2 separate regions of the Mus musculus genome follow, and region 1 is linked to region 2. The links are chromatin contacts, found by Hi-C in ENCODE. All regions are on one chromosome and are shown on one strand. The core of a region is the stretch at or near the end of the contact, and the rest is flanking DNA. Distances in the headings are between cores, read along the strand shown.

Evidence for each region. A loop is a pair of places that touch in the nucleus more often than their neighbours do.
Region 1: a loop to region 2 is called in a map of T-helper 17 cell, with 2.2 times the contacts of the local background. The contact joins two enhancer-like sites. A Hi-C loop is called at or near these places in 5 of 37 maps with a recorded cell type or tissue (Patski, T-helper 17 cell, gastrocnemius and 2 more).

What each region holds. Positions count from the first base shown.
Region 1 is chr17:12,808,972-12,813,357 of GRCm38, reverse strand. The region is part of intron 1 of Airn (antisense Igf2r RNA); the gene reads right to left. Among named protein-coding and RNA genes, the nearest start is that of Igf2r, 41 kb to the right of the region's middle. Within about 2 kb of position 2,802, at least 1 of the 3 ENCODE cell types and tissues checked has a DNase peak (open chromatin) inside an H3K27ac peak, as active enhancers do.
Region 2 is chr17:12,687,297-12,691,821 of GRCm38, reverse strand. It overlaps Igf2r (insulin-like growth factor 2 receptor), which reads left to right. Exons shown (of 48, transcript NM_010515.2): 41 at 529-665; 42 at 1,576-1,690; 43 at 2,686-2,832; 44 at 3,319-3,506. Among named protein-coding and RNA genes, the nearest start is that of Slc22a1, 14 kb to the right of the region's middle. Within about 2 kb of position 2,068, at least 2 of the 3 ENCODE cell types and tissues checked have a DNase peak (open chromatin) inside an H3K27ac peak, as active enhancers do.

The sequences.
Region 1 (4,386 bases), core at 1,553-4,052, 120 kb before region 2:
ATAAGTGAATACAGAATGAGCCAGAGAATGAGAAGGAGCCAGAAGATTAGAACAGATTGCCAAAAGTAGTATGAGGCCAAGCAGAGCAATTCAGTCAGAAGCTGAAAGAAGCCAGTTTGAACCAGTCAGCATGAAGAGGAGTTTTGAACCAGAACTGTGGAGTTGACCAGCCAGCCAGAGTTCAAAAGCACTAGAAAGGGTAAGCAAATTCAGCAGTAAGTCTCAGGCTAAAAACATTCGAGGTTAGATAAGACTGTATAGAGGGGAGAAGCTTCAGGGCTAGGCCTCGGTTAGCAGACTGAGCCTCCTAGATGACAATTACATCAGGCAAATAAAAATAAAATTTACAGTTTGTAGCCCCCCTCCTTTTGGTATGGTTGATAATTTGGGGTTGAATTCTAAATACTGAATATCATAAATTGTCAGGACTCCTTTGTTCATATAATGAAGGTTGTGGACTCCTTAGAAATCCATAAAAAAAACCCTACTCCTGGAATTACAGAGACTAATTATACAGCAATACAATTCTGTTCACAGATCCTTGGGGGAGCCCATGAATCTCCAGGCTCTGTAGAAGTCTTGGGTAGAGAGAGGTTTCTTGCAAACTCCGGTGGTGTGCATAGCATCTGGGAATGAGCTACAGCTCAGAAGTCTTTGTCCATCTCTGGTTGGCCCTAGCTTGCTTGGGTGCATCCTTCCAGGAGGCCCTTTGATGCTAGATATCTTTGAACCACAAGTAAATCCCAACCACCCAGAGTATGGGGGCAGATTGCATTTGGCAAAAGCAAACACACTCCACAGATGATAGCCTCAGACAGACGGCGGCTATCAAGACATTTAATCAGAGGGCTCTGGCATTTCAGAATTTGAGGGTTTGGAGTTTTGTTGGCTTTGGGGAATAGGCAGAACTTAATAAGCCAATAAATTATTCTTCAGCTCTCTGGTGCAAGCTGTAAATAGCCTTTGACAGGTTCTGCCTGTCATCTTATGAAGAGCATTAACCCTCTCTCTAACATCTTTTTCTGAAGGAAAAGCATTTCCAAATATACATATTAATTACAAAATAATAAGACAAATGAAAGATTACAAAGGCAGTTGCATTTTTTCTTTTTCCGGAATCAAAAAGAATTGTTTAAAATATTTTTAAAGTACATTTTTTTAAACTTTTTATTAATTTACATTGTGTTTTGGCAACAGGCAAATTCGGCTTCTTACCAAATAGTGACTGGAGGGGGAATGTCACTGTTTAAATTTAGAGATCTTAATCATTTAGTTGGGAAGCAATTTTGCCTCTCTCTCTCTCTCTCTTTGAAAGCATTGCTGAAACCAGAGCATTATAGTCTTGCTTAAAAGGAAACAATAATAAATATAATCGAGGGTTTTCCATAACACGTAATTGCAATCACGGGGCCTGCTGGAGAAAAAAATATATCCTCCACATGATGTAGTCAGTCTAATATTATTTACCATACCTATTTAAATTAGCTCAAACCTTCATCAAGCATGTTCTATATGCCATGCACTGTGCTAAACACGAATACTGCAATATTGGCTAAGAGTCTAATTTTTATAGCAGGCTTATATGCTTTGTGCTAAGCACACCAACAAGCCAGGGCCCTGAGGCCCAACAAAACAAAACACAACTTGAACATATTTATTTTCGAGTTTAAAAATCCTATGTGTTTGTGCATGTGTGGGCATGTGTATGTGTTTGTGCATGTGTGGGCACGTGTATGTGTTTGTGTGTGTATGGGTGCTTGAGGTATGGGTGTCAGATCACCTGGAACTGGAATTATAGGTGGTTCTGATCTGCCCTGCTTCAATGCCGAGACCAGAGCGTGGCCCTCTGACAGCAGTACAAGCTCTTAACTGCTGAGTCGCCTTTCTAGCTCCCTAGCCCAAATCTTTTTAAAGATGTGGTTATTGTCAATGGGAGTGCAGTGAATTTTGCATTCAGAAGAATGCAGACATTGTTTTTACCTCCACTCTTCCCCCTTTCACCCATAGTTGACCCACAATACCCTGGACATGGATAGAAATCCAAGGGGCTTGGGAATGGACTTGGTGCAGAAGTCAAGGTGATATGAGGCATTTTCCCAAGCACATGGCTGGAACAAGAAGGGTGAAAAGCAGTCTTCTGGTTTTGGACTATCCTGGGTGGTGGTTCAAGATTTGGTGGCTGAAGAAGTGCTTGGTGACAGGAGCCTGGTATAGCTGTCCCCTGAGAGGCTTTGCCAGTGCCTGACCAATACAGATGGGGATGCTCGAAGCCAGCCATAAGACTGAGCATGGGTTGTGGGGGCAATGGATGAGTTAGGGGAAGTGACTTTAAGGAGCTTAAGGAGATTGCAACCTCATAGAAAGAACAACAATATCAACAAACCAGACCCCGCCCCCCACCCCCACCCCCCAAGATCTCTCAGGGACTAAACCACCAACCAAAGAGTACACTCCAGCTTCATATGTAGTAGAGGCATCAATGGGAGGGGAGGCCCTTGGTCCTATGGAGGTTTGGTGACCCAGTGTAGGGGGATGCTAGGGCGGTGAGGCAGAATTGGGTGGTTGAGTTGGAAAGGGGGATGGAATGGGGGCTTGTGGAGGGGAAACTGGGAAGAGGAAGAACATTTGAAATGTAAATAACCAATTAAAAAAATTTTCGTGGCTGATGCAGGGAGAGGTTATACCACAAGGGGGCACTATTGCTGCATACGTTTCAAGGCGGTGCTGTGGCAGGGCTGGCTAAAGATCTGCTCCTAACAAAGGACGTCCAGAGACTGTAATCAGGAAGGCTACCCGGAGAGGACAAGCCAACTCCTCCACAGAAGGAGAATAGGAGACTAAGTTTGTCGTGGGAAGGCTCTAGACTAGAGCATTTCAAAGGATCAGGGCACGTGGGAACCTGTGGAGACTGACTTGACAAATCCACTGGACTGACTTAGGCAGCTCAAGCATTTAGCTAAAAATTAATCTGTACCGTTTGAGGAGATTGCTGGGTGAAATCACGAGTCTGCAGGCTGAGCTGGGCAATATGTTATCTCTGAAGTAGTCAGGCCCCATTCAGTCTGCTGCAGGCCCCAATAAGAAAGACTTAAAGAGAGAACTTGGGGACTGCCTGACTCTTTGAGCTGGGACAGTGGCCTTCTGCTGCAGGGCTCTGCCGGTCTCCAGCGTCCTGTGCGCCAAGTGCACATCTTGGGAATTCTCAGCCTCCATAACTATGCCATGCAGTTAATATGCATGCATGTATATATGATTGTATCTATTATATACACATACTATGTGCTTTATTAGTGTATATACACTATATTAGTACACACATATGTCTGTATGTCTATAATATGTACACATGTTTATATATTCTTTTGGATTTATTTCTCTGGAGAAGCCAGACTATACAGCTTTTACAGAACAGCGTTTGTCTTATATACATAGGGTTAGGAGATGTTTGGCATAGTTTGTGAGCTTTGTAAAGTAGGCCGGCTCTAAATGGCTAAAACCATATTTGGCCTGGCAGACAGGCATAAACAACAGGGGAGATGTGGAGGACCATCACACAGGGCTCATTACAAAACAACCGTAAAGGGAAAGAGGAGGACCCTAAATTAGGAAAAGTCTCAACACTAACAGTTATCAATGCAATGAGCCGAGGGCCTTACATTCCAGATGAACTCCCTGTCACCCTTGCTTGTCCAGGTACAACAAGGGCTCAGCTAGCAATAGCAATAGGAACGAATAGAGTCACCGTGAAAAGCATCCTGGAAGGTCCCCCAAAAGTTAAATCTAGGGTACCATGGGATCCAGTCATTTTTCTAGTCCCATTCCCTAACAGACCAACAGACTCAAAGAGACCCTCATGTGTCCACGTTGTGAGCTAGCATCCTCATTTCTAGAACAGGTGCCTGTCAGAGAGGGACAGATGAGCAAGACATGGTCCATATGTGTATCAGGGAATGCAAGCCGCAACTTCTAATATACATACAGAGTCAGCCTTTGAGGAGACAAGAGTCCTGATCCATGCTTGGCCAGCAATGACCTCTGAAGCAATCCTGGATGGAATGAGGGGATTGTAAAAGGACAAACATCATATGATTCTATTTACCTGAATTCCCCTAGTAGCTAGACTCATGAGTCAGAGGGTGGAACAGTGGCGGCAAACCTGGAATCCCAGCACGGGGAAGGTGCTGAGCATTTCTGCTCTATGAATTTTAAGTCTTGCTATTGTGGGATGCTATGAGATGTTTGGGAGGACAATCCTGCCTGCTGCCTCTGGACTTCACATGGGCTGCTGAGCCTATGATCCTGACTGTGACCATCTCCCCCAGGCCTCCCCAGGCCAGGCTTCTTCATGATGGTGGCTGCGTTCCCTCTACAGTAGCAGCCAGTGCC
Region 2 (4,525 bases), core at 819-3,318:
GTGGGGTTTGAGGCTTTCATTGAGACACAGCCTAGATTGTCAGTGTATGGGGAGTTCTGGTGAGCACCCACAGAGACCGGAGCCCTGACAGTTGCTCAGGTTTGAGGGCAGGATAGGTTTTCTAAGACTTTTGCCAGCTCTTTTAGCACTGCCTTTGCTTTTTGAACTAATTACCCTGACTGTTCCATGTGGGGAGTGCCTGCTGTGCCAGGGACCCTGAGCCTCACAGGGTCTGCTGCAAATCAGGGCTGCTATGAATTGGGGGACTTAGGTGAGTGCCTGCTATCCCTCCATAGCCTTTTCTCCTGTCTGTACTGTGTCAGGGATGCATGGGGACATGCCACTACATGTGAGCCCGTTGAGTCAGCTACTCTGTATGGCTGCTTCACTCTCCGTTTCTTCTGCACCCCCAAGGCTATCAGGGAGTCAGTTACCTTCCAAGGTAGTGTGGAGTCCACAGGTCTGTCCAGTGTACTCGAAGTAGAACTTTCATTTGCCCTTTTTACACCCCTTTGTGTCATTCTGTAGGTACTTTATCAATCTGTGCCAAAGAGTATACAAAGGTCCCCTGGACTGCTCTGAAAGAGCCAGCATTTGCAAGAAGAGTGCCACTGGTCAAGTCCAGGTTTTGGGGCTTGTTCATACACAAAAATTGGAAGTCATAGGTAAGGCTCTGGGGTGTTTGTACTTGACTCAGTTGCTGCATCAAGATTGGCAAGGTGAGGCTGTCCCTGGTGTGATGGAGAAAGTGCCTGAGCTTTGGTGGAAACCCGGTGACTAGTTGAAGCATTTCTACCCCCTTCCTGGAACATGAAGTCCATGCTGTTTTGATACTCTGAGGCACAGGGAGCCTGTTCAAAGCACCTTCGCTGATCATGTTCCGGATGCACATTGGCTTCTCAATGTACATCTACACACATCTAAAAAAGCTATGGTCACACAGGGCGCTGTACAGATGGCTCCGTGTTCCCTTGAGCTCTTGGCTAGGAATCATGACACGATCATCAAGGGAAGGAAGGGATCGGCTGTTAGAGGACAGGCACATTTTCCCAACTAAGGGAGCACACAAGGACCAGGCTGTGTTGGGGGTTAGACATTCTACTCTGCCTCTAAGGCTAGAGTAGGATCCCGATTGCGCTGTTTGAACTACAAGGTGACATGGATATTGAAATGGAGAGGGGATTCTGAGGGAATTCCCATGGCCTTTAATAACAAACTCAATCAAGAAAGTGGCCTCCCTTTGAGAATTAAAATCTCAACACATGAACCAGCTGGGCAAACTCACATCTTAGGAATTCTCTATTCCCGAAGTTCCTGACTACTGTAGAGCTGGATGCTAGTCATATAGGTGTGGCCATGGAGGCTTAGCATTCATTCCTGAGGATCCAGGAAGCTCATGGTCTTGCTGCTTCCTTACTTATGGTGGTATGGGTTGAGTGTATGGGCCAGTAACTGCCATTGAGTATGGAGGGCACCTTTAGACAGCCGGCACTTGCCTTTGCAGTAGATTTTTAAGCCCCGATATTGTTCTGCAGTGCACTAGAAATAATGCCAACTCATTGTCTCATGTTTCAGATGAAACGGTCATTGTTACTTACTCGAAAGGCTATCCTTGTGGTGGGAATAAGACTGCATCGTCTGTAATCGAATTGACCTGTGCGAAGACTGTGGGCAGGCCTGCATTCAAGAGGTGAGCCACAGGCGAGCACACTGTGCTCTCTGCCTCCCCCATTTCCACGTGGGAGTTGGGAATGTGCACACAGAGGAGAGGGTGTCTGGGACTGGCACTGTGTGTGGCAGAAATGCCCACTGAGACTGAGGCCTTAGAGGACAGATTGTCTCCCACAGGAGGTACCCCTACTCCATCTGAGGGCTAAGGCCACCTCAGCTTTTTTAGCCTGGTTTGCCTTAAGAAACATACTCCTGAATCAGCTTTGGAGGTGCTGACGCTAGCCTGAGCAGTGCAGATCTGGCTGCTGCCCCTCATCATGGGAGAATTAAGGGGGTGCTGATTGCACCACCAACAAGCAGGTTCTGGGTGTTGCAGGCAGTTGTTGGGTGATGTTAGAGGGATTGTGGCCAACAGGGGGAGCATGTGAACTGCTGTTTTGGAAACTGCTTTGAAAGGGTCTTTAATTTCTGAGACTAAGAGACTATTTGTACAAGTCTCGGTTCAGAGCTTCCAGCTTCATATGCTAAGGCATTTTTATTGAGTTTGGTTTTTCTCTGTGGGGATGGGGGTTGAACCTAGGGCTTCGAGCAAACCAGGCAGGTGCTGTGCTCTTGAGCGGTAGTTCCAGCTGTCTTGTTGTTTGACACAGGATGACACTAACGTGTCCAGGTTGGCCTTGGATTTGTTCTGTAACTGTGACAGGAACTTGCCACCTTTTACCTCTGTCTCAGTGGCTGGAGTCACAGGTTTGTGTCCCTAGGGTGAGCAGGCACTGCATCCTCGTCTGCTTCCCACGTTGCTAATGTTATCCTCGTACTGTGCTGAAGCATAGTGACCAGGACAGTCGTCCTGGCCCAGAGCTGTCACTCACACAGTCCCCGTGGGGACCAACAGCGGTGGCTCCCAAGGACCCTTAAGAACCCGGGCGACTGCCTCTTGCAGGCCTCTCCAGCTATGTGTGTGGCAGCCTTGCTGTGTGTGGCCCCGAGGTAACCGTGTCTGCTCCCTCTCAGGTTTGACAGTGTCAGCTGCACCTACTACTTTTACTGGTACTCACGGGCTGCCTGCGCGGTGAGGCCTCAGGAGGTGACCATGGTGAACGGAACGCTCACCAACCCTGTGACCGGCAAGAGCTTCAGCCTCGGCGAGATTTATTTTAAGTAAGTGGAAGCCTGCCTGTTTGGCTGACACACACTCCGAGGGAACAAGACCGTAAGTCTTGCCCTGTAGGCATGCTGCCAGGTAGGCAGTCTAGGCTTCAGTGACAGTTGGGAAGTGACCAAGTTTGGCTTACACCAAGCAAAAGGACTGCTTCTTTGTCATTTGACACTCAGTGGTGAATTTCTTATAAAAAGCAGTTTCCCTCTGCCCTTACTGCTGGAGCCAAGAGTCTCGGGACACAGAGAGAACAAGGAACTCTGGGCTGACCAGCATGTTAGCTAAAAGTAAGGTCCATCTCTTAGCGGTGTCACGGGCTGTCTTGGGGCAAGTGCACTGCATGTGCTGTCCGCAGTGTGTGAGATAGTGCAGTCATTCCAGGAGGCGGGGCTGGGCAGGCCGATGTAGCGTTAACGGCAAGGAGTGTTAGAGAAGGGCTGGAGCATGCAGAGGAAGGAGTATGACCGCTGTGCTCTCCTCTGCCTCAGGCTCTTCAGCGCCTCTGGAGACATGAGGACCAATGGGGACAACTACCTGTATGAAATCCAGCTCTCCTCCATCACCAGCTCTTCTTACCCTGCATGCGCTGGTGCCAACATCTGCCAGGTGAAGCCCAATGACCAGCATTTCAGCAGGAAAGTAGGCACCTCTGACATGACCAAGTACTACGTCCAAGGTAACTCGCAGTTTCCTGTTAGTGGTTCCGGGTACAGCTTTTCACAGGGAGAGCTTCCCGTGCTCATCCACACACCCACGGCATGGCTGTCTCACACACCCACGGCATGGCGGTCTCACACACCCACGGCATGGCGGTCTCACACACCCACGGCATGGCTGTCTCACACACCCACGGCATGGCTGTCTCACACACCCACGCATGGTGAGCTCACACACCCATGGCGTGACAAGCTCACACACCCACAGCATGGCGGTCTCACACACCCATGGCGTGGCGAGCTCAGACACCCATGGCGTGGTGGCCTCACACACCCACGGCATGGCGATCTCAGACCTATGTCAGCTCCCTTTACGAGCTGGCGCTACTCTGATGGGCCAAGGCAGGAGACGTCACAGGGCACACTCACTGCGGCCTGGCGTTAACATGCTACATCCTCCTTCAGAAACGGCAAGGAGTGTTAGAGAAGGGCAAGAGGGAGCTGGTCAGTGGGGAAGGGCCCTCCCGGCTGCCAAGCCCGAAGACCTGAGCTTCACTCCTGAGACCCACACGATAGAGGGACACACACACGTGCATGCGCACACACACGCATACGGGCGCGCACACACATGCACAGTGGAGGAATCCTGGCAAGCTCAGTGAGATGGGTGTGGGAAGGTTGTAGATGGCACCAGGCATTCTTGTGCTCTTGTGACTATGTTCCTGGCAGGTCACATGTGTATCTGTATTTTAAATAACTTACCATTCACCATATAATTCTTGTAATTTGTTTTTTTGAACTGTGTGGCCCTATGAACTTTTAAAATAGCATTTTGAGATGATCAAGAGAACATGGACTGATAAGAGTGAGGTTAGATCAGGGTCCATTTATACACCAAGTACTAGCTCGGTGGATTTCCACTTCAGTCCCATTTGGAAATGTGATTGAACACTCTTGGAATTAACTGAAAACTGCTGTCTTGATGCATGCAGTTGATCACAGTAGATGTTTAGTAGATGGTAGTCACTCATGACAAGAT